Regions from separate parts of the Mus musculus genome. Here region 1 is linked to region 2. The links are chromatin contacts, found by Hi-C or POLR2A ChIA-PET in ENCODE. All regions are on one chromosome and are shown on one strand. Each heading gives the region's core, a stretch centred on a gene start or an enhancer-like site at or near the end of the contact. The rest is flanking DNA. Distances are from core to core; before and after follow the strand shown.

Region 1 (6,344 bases), core at 1,780-4,279, 230 kb after region 2:
TGTCTTCTCAGGAGTGCACCTACATTCTGTATAGCTGCCAGATCCTCCTGGTGCTTCCAGGTGTGGGGGAGCGGGTGTAGTCGGTTCACGGAAATGGAAGTGACTACGTGCAGTGTGCTAAGGTTAGGCCTTTGGGATAGAGCCTGATGTGGCATAAACCTTCACCTGAGGCCAGGCGGTGGTGGCGCAGCCTTTAGTCTCAGCATTGGGAGGCGGGGGCAGGCGGATTTCTGAGTTCGAGGCCTGCTTGGTCTACACAGTGAGTTCCAGGACAGCCAGGGCTATACAGAGAAACCCTGTCTTGAAGAAAACCTTGACCTGGAAAGTTAGAAGACAGCTAATCATCCTAGAGGAGTACAAGGCATCTCTGGCTGAGGAGAGAGACTGACCTTGTTCAGAGGCAAAAGATTTGAGATGCCATGACCCAGAGCTACAGATGAGTCCAAAGCAAGCTCAGATGGTTCACTGTTGAATCTGGCCAATTCTTTCACCATCAGTGGGACTAAATATTTTATATTAGCCCACTGTAAACATTTATTCAGGTTCTAAAACACACGTGCTTCCACCTTAAGAGTCCATCTGCCTTAAAGGAACTAAAATCCCCGCACTCTAACTTACATACAAGTCATTAGGAAATGGACATATTTGTATTTCTTCAACTTCGGCTTAGACCACTCAGTAATTAACATAATATGAAATGGTGGCTTTCTATATGTTCTAATAAAGTGTTGTGCTTATTTCTGAATGAACTATAGATCTTTCATGTTATGTTATATATATATACATAATTCTAAAAAGACAGAGCTGGTACAGGTGGCAACAGGAAGAGCTGTCTGACCTTAACAGTTATGGAGAATAAAAAGCTAAATTCAAATGAAGTCTGGACAAGCTAACAGCCCAAGGTTTGAGGTTTCTATTTTGTTTTTAATTGATAGCTTTTGGGAATTGGAATTAACTATGTTTTGTTAATGAACTATTGTCTTGTTTTTGTATTATTTTTATGTCCTGAAAGAAGTGCTTGAGTTAGAAATGGCATATCTCCCACTGCAGTCCTCTTGCCCAAATGAAAATGTGAAATTCCAATGAATGTGTATTTCAAGAGCACTTTTAATAGCAAATAAATAGACAGAATGTTCTCAGAAAACAAGGAAAAGTCAGTTTTCTCTAGGTAGATAGGAGAGCTGGTAAGAGTATACTCAATTCTTTTCTTTGATTGGGAGGGCCATATTCTGTGCATAGGGATTTTATAGTTTCACGTTAAGAAAATTCATGACCCTGCTCCATGGTGGTAGCACACAGATTTAATCCCAGCACTTGGGAGGCAGAGGCAGGCCAATTTCTGAGTTTGAAGTCTACAAAGTGGGTTCCAGGACAGCCAGATCTACATGGAGAAACCGTATCTGGAAAAGAAAGAGAGAGAGAGAGAGAAAGAGAGAGAGAGAGAGAGAGAGAGAGAGAGAGAGAGAGAGAGAGAAGAAGAAGAGGAGGAGGAGGAGGAGGAGGAGGAGGAGGAGGAGGAGGAGGAGGAGGAGGAGGAGGAGGAGGAGGAGGAGGAGGAAGAAGAAGAAGAAGAAGAAGAAGAAGAAGAAGAAGAAGAAGAAGAAGAAGAAGAAGAAGATGATGATGATGATTCAGTACCAAACACCACTGTTCTCATTGTTGTGCAGAGGTCTAGTGGTATGATCCTCAATACATTTTATGAAGATATAGATGTATTTCATGTGTGGCACACTCGTTTTGTGTTTCAAGGAAGTAGTTTTATCTTAGCTTGGATTTTATTACTATTCCTAACATTGAAATTCAGAATATTCAGTTCTATAAGGTGGTTCCCCCAGCATATTTTACTCAGTTATTCTAATCTACCAGAAAGGCAACATGCTGAAGAGTAAGAAAATAACTTTTCACTGCTGTATTCCCAGCACTGGGAGGCGGTTAGGGGCAAGGCAACTATTTTCTTTGGGGGTGGGGGGGTTCACAGTCTACAGGATTCCCAAAAAGGACCAGTGGTAGGGTTTTATGACATTATAGATCTAAAGTGTATGGGACGGGAGAGTGTTTAGAAAAGGCAAAGCTAAAATCTCCTTATGATGTTCTTTGCAACACAAGAATTTAAGAAATGGGCTCAAATAAATCGTATTTACTGTATTTTCAGAGCCTAGGAAGTCACGACTTTTTAGACATGTACTGGATAAATATCAGTCGAAGTAACTGCCTTCGTCCACATTCCTTTTGAATTCTAGACGCAGCCGGGTCTTTACTCCATAGAAAGCAATGGAGCTGAAACCGTAAATCCCTTAAAAGGTCAGGAGCAGTTAACAAGGCTGAACTAGCCCTCATGGGCAGTGCCACCCAGGCCGAAAAGCGATGGAGGAAGAAGAAATCAAAACAGGCTTAAAGACGGGGGAAAAACAAAACAACAATACTGAGCAAGCCTAAGAGGAAAGACATTTCTGCAGTGGGTGTTTGCAGGAAGCCACTGCAATTAACCGCAGGTCACCATCCCCTGCCAGTAGGCGATCACCTCGGTCAATGCCACCGGGGCCGTGGAGACGACTCCGACCCCACTTTTAAAACGCTCTCATCAGGATCGCCCGGGTTTCCCCCCGAGTTCCTCGGGAAGAGCAACCCCCACAAGCACCTAATGCACGACCCGTGTCCTCTCCATTCAAATCACGCAGCCAATAGGAAAACCCTCCGCCCCGGGCAGACGCCTCGCGCGGCCCGCCGAGCCCGGGAGGAGGCAGGCAGGTCAGCCCGGTCCCGCCTCGCCGCCCGACCCGGCTGCCTCTAGAGCTCTCGGTCCCGCCGGACGAGACAACCTTCCTTCCCGGCCTCCTCCCTTCCAGGAGCGGCCCAGCCCCCGGCTGCCAGAGCCACACCCGCTTCCCTCCGGTAGCGCCCCCGCCAGCGCTCGGCCCCCGAGCTCTTCCTGGGCCGGGCCGAAGCCGAGGCCCAGGCCGAGGCGGGAGCGCGCATGCGCACTGGGCCGCAGGGCGCCTCCCCGGCCGCGATCTCGCGAAGTTACGCTCAGCCGGGCCGCGGCTGACGGACTGACGGGCGGGCGGCCGTGCCGGGGGCGGGAGGGCGTCTGTGGTAGGAAGAGAGGCCCGCTCGGCCGGGCTCGCCCCAGTGCTCTGTGGGATACTGGAAGTCTCGAGCGTCTCCTCCCCGGCTCGCGGCTCCGCTCCGCTCCGGCCCCTCTCTCTCTCTCTCTCTCTCTTTCTGTCGCCGACGCGGTCGCATACTCCCCCCGGCGGCGTCCCCTCGCCGCCGCCGCCCCCTTCCCCCCCGCCCCAGCTCGCGATAAGAGGAGCCGGCGGCTGGAGAGGGGATGAAGATGGCGGACGCGAAGCAGAAGCGGAACGAGCAGCTGAAGCGCTGGATCGGCTCCGAGACGGACCTCGAGCCGCCCGTGGTGAAGCGCCAGAAGACCAAGGTGAAGTTCGACGATGGCGCCGTCTTCCTCGCCGCCTGCTCCAGCGGCGACACGGACGAGGTCCTCAAGCTGCTGCACCGCGGCGCCGACATCAATTACGCCAATGTGGACGGACTCACCGCCCTGCACCAGGTCTGTGTGCCCGGCGTCCCCTCATCCGGACCCCGGAACCCCGGGGCCCGCTGTGGTGCTCGCGCCCGGGGCCGGGGCTGAGGCCGGGGGGTGGCGGGAGACTCCCTGCTTGCGGGTGAGGGGGCGGCTCCGTCGCGGGAGGCTGGCTGGGGCGCGGGGCTCCGGGCCCCCCTCCAGAGCCGCTCGCCCGCAGCCTGTGCAGTTTGGGGGGGGACCCGGCCGATGTTCCTGGGCGCGGGGCAGAATGGACTGTGGTCCTCTTGGGGGCCTCCAGGGCCATTTGTGGACATGTGTCTGGGTCTGGTAGTCTGGGTCAAGCCGAGCCGGAGAGTAATGGGTTGTGCCGAGGCCCGGTGTCAGTGATAGACCGTGGGGCGGGGAGGGTTGTTGAAAAAAAAAAATCCACTAACAGGGACTCTTGGGGCAGATGGAGCCCACTGGCCTGGAGGTGGGCATTGGTGTTGGTGTACATTTTTAGGACTTGATTACAAATGAGGATGATGATATTAGTGATCCCGAACCCTTAAAGCCCGAACCCTTAAAGCCGGGTGCCCCGAGCGAACGATTTCCTGTTTTCTCCTTTATTACTCTTGGTCACTGGGGAGGGGGAAACGGGGTGTAATTAGCTAATCCGGAGTGGCTGAAAGAGAGGGGATTGGTAGTGAATCTGATAAGGGAAGTCTTCCCGAGTGGGCTTGCCCACCTCGTAACTGGAGTCTATGGGTTCCTGTACTCGAAGTTGGTCGCAGTCACAGATCCCTGAGTCCTGGCTCCTGGAGTGCACACCGGGGCTAGGGAAGATGGGAATAAACACTGTGTACTCCTCAAAGACAGTTGCCAAACTTTATTATTATTATTTTTTTATTTTTTGGTGGTGGTGGTGGGGAGGGGGAGAGAAAAAAAAAAAACCAAAGCTAATCACAACCTTTTCTCAAAATGGATGCTTTGTGCATGTTAAAGTTTTATAGTAGTCCGATTGGGATCTCTCAATGTTAGCCAAATAAGGAGAAACTATTGGCAATCCAGAGATAATGTTGCTTTGCCTTTAACAAGCCAAAAGCAACAGAACCCTTAGAGTTCTGCTTGAAAAGCAAGTTTAAAGTGCTGGTAATAGATGCCACGACAGATTCTTTCTATTTTCATATTAAGAAACTTGGAATTACTAGGAAATTTACAGTGAAAAAGAATTTTCCCGCTCCCCTCAGACTCCTCTTGGTTGTGTGGGAGAGCATAGCTCTATTTTGAATAATAGTGTGGTTAAAAACAGAGGTTGAAACCTAAGGCTCCGCACTTTGTACCTAAACTTTATTATTTTGTGCCTGTTAACTTTATACCTTTTAAAAAGACATGGTATGGAGGCATTTTCCTTTTATTGTTTCCTGCTTTAATAAGTGATGACCATTTAAAGTTTTATTTAATCAAATTCACATATCAAGCTTGGCGTAGCCTTTGTTTACAAAGCTGACTGGAAGGGCTGAAGTGCCTGACAATCTGCAGGACAGATCTGGAATTTAGAATGGCACCAAAGGAAAATATAGGGTGGTTCTCTAATGTAATGCAAAGTTCATTTGCTTACAGCTTAAGGCACATTATAAATCTAGATCTGGAAACATGGTTTTGAGAAGGAAATCACCTTCAGCATTAAAAATTTTTATCATATAACATTAAAAAAATAATCTTCTTTTTTCACATGTCCTTGGCAAGTTTAAATGAGAAATTGGTTCTGAGACACACTTAACTATATGTCAGAATAATTGGATAGTGGTTTATATCAGCATGTTTTCTAAAACTAAGTAGAAGTGTGAAGTTTATTCCCTTTGGAGAATTGTACTGGCTTAGAGGAAGAAGACAATGTCTAACATTTTTTTTTAATGTTGCAGTACTAGTTTAGATAGTTGAAAAGACAAGAAATTGGCTTTTAAAGGCTTGTGTTTAACAGTTTTTACTTATTTAAAGAAGCCAGACTTAATGATATCTTCTTGATTAACTGAATTCAGTGGTTTAGTGAATGTAGGTATAGTCTCTATGACTGCATATTTTGTTTGAGTTGACAGGAGATGTTTCTAAGTTTATGCCATTTGTATAAAGCATTTTTATTTGCAGTTGGTGTGGAGCACGTTCCTTAAATCAAAGAAGCCAAAGTCCCTAAAAGATGAAGCATTGTGGGGCTGGAGAGATTGCTTAGTGGTCAAGAGCAGTGGCTGTCCTTGGAGAGGTCCTAAGTTCAATTCCCAGTACCCACATGGCAGCTCACAACTGTCCTGTAACTCCAGTTGCAGAGGATCCAATACCCTCAAAAACATACATGCAGGCAAAACACCAATCTATGTTAAGTAACTGATTTTTAAAACGCAGCATTGAGCCGGGCAGTGGTGGCGCATGCCTTTAATCCCAACACTTAGGAGACAGAGGCCAGCTAGATCTACAGAGTGAGTTCCAGTAGCCAGGTCTATACAGAGAAACCCTGTCTCAGGAAAACAAAACAAACAAAGGCAGCATTGAAATGTTTGTGTTTTCTGTATTGCTCTCCTTTTCTCATACTTGTTTTCCATTATGACTGTGAAGGTAAGGACTTCACTTTGAGCGAATTAGGGACACACCAGTTAGTGAGATGTGAGAAGTGGAACCCCTGTGCTCCTCTTCATGGGATCTTAAGCTTTTCAGAGTCTCTCCAGTGACAATCAGCACTTGTCTTCTTTAGCTGACAATAAAAAGACTGACTTGGTGACTGGTCCTTAAATATTTTAATTCTGTCAAAAGATCACAAAATATCGAA
Region 2 (5,537 bases), core at 1,832-4,331:
ACTTGGTCAACTGGTCAGAGATTGGATTCTCTATATTTAATTAAGAGACGTGCTTGCTAACCATACTTAAATGAAAATAAACATGAAATTAAAGCCACCGTGAGAAATAAAAAAAGATTATTCAACTGGGACTCACAAAATCTGGATCATGTTTAGAAGCTAATAGTTATGGGACATGGGACCTTGAACTTGTCTCTCTGTGTCTCTTTTTCCCATCAGAAAAATGGAATGAAACTCCCCCTCTTTGAAATGTTCTATTAATCTGTCTGTGTATATATTAAATGAAAACTCATTAATCAACACACCTGAAAGGATGCATTGTTCTTCTGACACATTGTCAAAATAATGAGGTAGACTTTGCCCCTAAAATACAAAAACACCAGATTGGAAAAGCCAACTTAGGAAAAAAAAATCTTTTTGAAAATTAAAAAGACCTGAGCAATTAGAGCAATGCTGTGGGAAAGCTTCACTCAAACTAAAACACTGACCAGCCTGTGGAAGATCGATTGTTTATGATCCTGTTCTCTAGAGACTGAAATTCTTGGATACAACAGATGGTTTTATTTATACAGCAAAAGTTCAGCTCTAGTGAGGTGCTGCTTGCAAATTCACACGCAAATAAAAGAAACTGTATTTATACATGCATTCATATCCTTGCCTGGAAGACAGATTTCCTTTGTTTCTGATGGACCTTTCTACAAAGTTTGCATGTGTAATATTTTAGGAGGCTGACCTCTTTTAAAAGGCACATCATCTTCCTGATTCTGCTAAGTAATCTACAGTAACTAAAATTGAACCCACGAAAGTCTCAGATTTTTCTGGATCCCCTCTGCTTAGTGCATGACAAATCACACTTAATTTATTCTTTGATGTCCCTGTACCATCCGTATCTCCTCAAATAGCATTATTGAAAATGAAAAAGAAGCCCCAACCTCAACCCCGCCCCAGTCAAATATTTCAAGCTGCATCCTGTATCAAGTCTTGGCATAAAGTCAACCTCTTTAGCCCAATATAGAGCACGTGGCAGTGATCCAAGTCATTGTGGCTGTTTGTGGACCCCAGATCACGTTTCAAAAAGAAGGGGTGGGGATCTGCTGACCTTCTCAGGACAGTGGCGGACAGCTCTTCTCATGACTGACACCTGATCCTTCTGCTAACATTAGCTCCTAATCAAAGATAGTGCCAAGATTGCATCAAGTGCCAGCCCACAAACCTATCCTCCTCCAAGACATGTTGGGCTTCCTGTCACCCGCTGAGTATCAGTGTTGGAATGCCTTTCCCTTTCAGATCCAAGGAAGCTGGGTCTTACTGCCATGTGAGATAAAGCTCAAGGCCACTCTGAATTGAGCTTTCTCGTTATTAATAGTGCATGCCAGCCTACTGTCATTGTCTTTGTATCCACTGATGCTCAGTGAGGTTCATAGCAAAGACATAGAGCATTCTAAAATCACCTATCCTAGAACACTTTTTTTTTTATATCCTGACCTCAATTTCCCCTTCCTTTTCTCCTCCCAGTCCCTTGCTCTCTTACCTTCCCCCTTCCACCCCTCCACCCACTCCTCCTCCGTTTGTCTTCAGAAAAGGGCAGGCCTCCCATAGACATCAACCAGCCATGACATATCAAGCTGCAGTAATACTAGGTACCTCCTCTCCTATGAAGGCTAGAGGAGGCAACCCAGTAACAGAAAGGGTCCCAAAGGCAGGAAATAGAGTCAGAGATAGCTCCTACTCCCACTGTTAGGAGTCCCACAAAAAAAAAAAACAAAACAAAAAAAAAAAAACAAAAAAAAAACAAGCCATACAACTGTAACATATGCTCTGGGGGTGTGGGTCAATCCCATGCAGGCTCCCTGATTGTCACTGAAGTCGTCTCTGTGAGGCCCTGTGAGCCCAGATTAGTTGATTCTGTGAGTTTTCTTGTGTCCTTGCCCCCTCTGGCTCCTACAATAATCCTTCCTCCACATCTTCCTCAGGATTCCTCAAGCTTTGCATAATGTGTGGCTATGAGTCTTTTCCATCTGTTTCCATCAGTTGCTGGGTGAAGCCAGTCTGCTAATAATTATGCTAGGCACTAATTTGTATTGAGAGAGAGAGAGAAAGACAGACAAACAGACAGACAGACAGATATAGAGACAGAGACAGAGAAAGACAGAAAAGAGAGGCAGAAACAGAGAGGCAGAGAGAGACAGACAGCGACAGAGAAAGACAGAAAAGAGAGGCAGAGGCAGCGCAGAGAGACAGAGAGAGAGGCAGACAGAAACAAAGACAGAGACAGAGAAAGATAGAAGAGAGAACGAGAGGGAGAGGGAGAGGGAGAGGGAGAGGGAGAGGGAGAGGGAGAGGGAGAGGGAGAGGGAGAGGGAGAGGGAGGCAAATGAAGTGACTCCTAATTATACTCTCCTAGAACAGTTCTGTCCTATGAGATTCCCTCAGTCACTGGGCCACTCTTTCCTGTCAGTCTCTCATCAATCACCCTTTGTTTAAAATGTGACTTTAGTTCTCACTGGGCTCAAATCATCCTCTGCTTTGTTCCTACTAAAGCACCAAGAGCAGAATGGCTGATGCCAGCCTGACACCCACGGGGTCTAAAGAAGGCGACTTTTTACCTTCTAAGTTCTCTAGTATTCATTTGTGCCGATGCTTAATGGCAGTATGAAAAATAACCCTGCCCTTGCCTCGGCAGTCTCTGAATCAGGAACTTGTTCTTAATCTAAAAGGGCCTTTAGGACGTTTGCTCTGAGCAGCCCCTACCTTATACATAAAAGTCTGTGATCATCTGAGGATTCCTAGCTCGCTGGATGTGGTCAAAGGAATCCTTGGCTTTCCTGGAGTTTATGCTTACTATATGAAAGTTCTGTTTCCTATACAGATTTTTATCTTCCTTGTATCTCCCTAAACAAATAATCTTTGAAGTCAGTTAAGATGAAAAAAAAAGAGAGAGAGAGAGAGAGAGAGAGAGTGGAATTATTTCACCCTGCCTTGTTTGTTTCCATGAGGGCTCTGAGTGAAAGGAAAAGATGAGTCACCCGGTTCTATTCCGTATTTGGTGGTCGGGACTCTTGGCTGTCATAACCAAAAGAGGGCAGCACTCCATGGGGTTTGAATTCTCAGGAAGCAAAGTCTTGGTTTCTCACTGAGCTCTACCATAGCAAGGCAAATGTGCTCTGTGTCACAGGTGATATAGAAAGGAGGAGAACACAGATCCAGATATACAAAAATAAGGGAAGAACAGCACACTTGGAACAGCAGTTAGGATAACCCTGTTTGTGAGCTGTGAAGACATTTCAGTGCAATGAGAATGATTGTCAGGTGGTTTTTCTTGGTTTGAAACATAATGAAAAAGCACTCAAAGCTCTATAATATTTTTAATATTGAGTGTACTGTGTCTGTGTGTGCATATGCACATGTATGCATATACCAAGCCTGGGTGTGGAGGTCGGAGGACAACTTGTGGGAATCAGTTCTTTCCTCTACCCTGTGAGATCTGGGAATTGAATTCCAGGTCATCAGTCTTGGTAGCTCATGCCTTTATCCACTGACCAATCCCACAAAGGTTTGGGGTAAGGAATATAACTTGACTCTCTCTCTCTCTCTCTGGGGAATATGCATCCAAGGGGGAAAAGAGACCCAAAGGAAAACCAGAAGATAATACAAAAAACTAAACCACTTTACAAAAAGTGAGGAACTGAACCAGTGGGGGGGGGGGCTGGTGGGGACACTATGAAATACAGAAGATGACTTTATTAAATAGACAAAGGTCAAAGGGGTCTGATGTGAGCCCTGAGGTTTCCTATCTGAAACTTAATCATAGAGTCAAGCCCTTGACCTATTAGGAATAGAGGAAGAAATAACTCATTTGGAAGCCACCATAATGAATTCATAATGAATTCAGTTTTGGGAACATTTCTCTTTCAGGGAAATCAAGTCCTTACTATACTGCTAAGATACAATGGGGTACAAGAAGAAATGCAGAAAGGAGATTGCCCCCAAAGATTGTTTTAAAAAGCAATCATGAATGCCTACTCTAAACTCCTTTATCCAGATAGAATCCCAGTGCTAACTACATGACTCACTTGTAGATACAGTGCTGGCCATTCATGAGTTATGCCCTCCTGACCTCACCCAACACTCTCTTTCTTCATTCTAATGTTATTTTAGTCATGTCTCATAGCAACATTTTGGGCAACAACTGGCCACACATACAGTGACAATTCTGTAAGATTGTATCTGCTAATAGTGACGTCATAGCCATTCCATTTGTGGAAACACTGTGATGTTCACATAACAATGAATGCATTTCTTAGAATGCATGTAATTTTTAAGAAATGTCTTATTGTGTTTGTACCTTGTAATAGTGATAACAAAACCCTTTTGTAATATAATTGTGAAAGCATCAATTAATTCCAACTATAATATTTTCTACATAAACCTGAAGACACAGTGATTTTTAAGTATCACTAGTATTTCTAGAAAACCACTAGCTAGACATTAAGTTTTGTACGTATCATTTCATTTAATCATGGAAATCATAAAACAATGGTGTAAGGTCGTTCTACCATCATCCCATTTTGCAGATCAGGAAATTGCAACACAGTGAGGTTAATATTAACTTGTAATAGGGCAAACTTCTCATCACATTTAGAATGGTCTGACCTCAGAGTCAATGTCCCTAAACACTACACCTACTTCCTTTCTGCCCAGATTCCTCCTCTCATGACATCATTTCCCTCTAGATCATGCTCCATGTCCCAGGGCATGGAGAGGTAACTATTTCCTCATACTGAAGGAATGGGCACCTCCAGAGGTAGGACTTAGTGTCACGAAGCCAGCTGTCATCATCTAACTGAACTAAATCTTCTCTGAGTCCCTACACACCAAGGTAGACAAGTGACAGACAAATACCTGTCATTGGGTGACCTAGTTGCTTTTTACTTACTTGATGTCTATAACAGGAGAGAGAGAGGGAGGGAGAGAAAGGGGATGGGAGGAAGGAAGAAAAGGGGGAGAAAAAAGAGGAAGGAAGGAAGGAAGGAAGGAAGGAAGGAAGGAAGGAAGGAAGGAAGGAAGGAAGGAAGGAAGGAAGGATAGCTCTAAAGCCAGCTTTGCTTATGTGTTTCAGGTTTTTCTGGTATTTAATTTGCCTGCATCTAGCCAGCATCAAAAGCGCCCTTCAGTGTTGTTATTCTTTCCTCTGAAAACTAACTCAGGAAGCCATGCACAGAGGCTTCAACTCTGATTGAGAGGGGAGTACTTGGAGTCCAATGTTCCTGGAGAGTTAAAAGTCACATGCGTCTAGCTCCCGGCTGCACAAGCCTGCCCAGACTATCTTTGTTTCAAGAGTGCTATTACTCTTTCCCCTAGATGGGCCATTCCTCCCACCCCCAACCCTTAAAGACAGGACTATATTCTTTCTAGAATGTCTACTTTGAGACTTTAAAAAGAAACTAGGAGCAATGGAATATAAGTGAAGATGGTGACTTCCTCAGTAGTACAAAAAGGGGCGGGCAGTGGATGGTGTTTTGAGAGCAACCATGAAG

What was found. Hi-C counts contacts between places; a loop is a spot of excess contacts on that map. ChIA-PET counts read pairs that join two places held with the same protein, here RNA polymerase II (POLR2A).
Region 1: a map of gastrocnemius shows a loop between it and region 2 (6-fold over the local background). The contact joins the promoter of Ppp1r12a here to the enhancer-like site in region 2. A Hi-C loop is called at or near these places in 15 of 37 maps with a recorded cell type or tissue (Patski, T-helper 17 cell, gastrocnemius and 2 more). POLR2A ChIA-PET finds 5 or more read pairs at or near these places in 1 of 5 experiments (Patski).

The regions. Positions count from the first base shown.
Region 1 is chr10:108,159,069-108,165,412 of GRCm38, forward strand. It overlaps Ppp1r12a (protein phosphatase 1, regulatory subunit 12A), which reads left to right and starts at 3,030. Exons shown (of 25, transcript NM_001368736.1): 1 at 3,030-3,568. The coding sequence starts at 3,332. It overlaps Gm40754 (a long non-coding RNA gene), which reads right to left and starts at 1,369. Exons shown (of 4, transcript XR_872014.2): 1 at 1-1,369.
Region 2 is chr10:107,929,593-107,935,129 of GRCm38, forward strand. No RefSeq gene overlaps it. Among named protein-coding and RNA genes, the nearest start is that of Gm29685, 14 kb to the right of the region's middle. Within about 2 kb of position 3,082, at least 1 of the 3 ENCODE cell types and tissues checked has a DNase peak (open chromatin) inside an H3K27ac peak, as active enhancers do; it is gastrocnemius, where a contact is called at or near this core.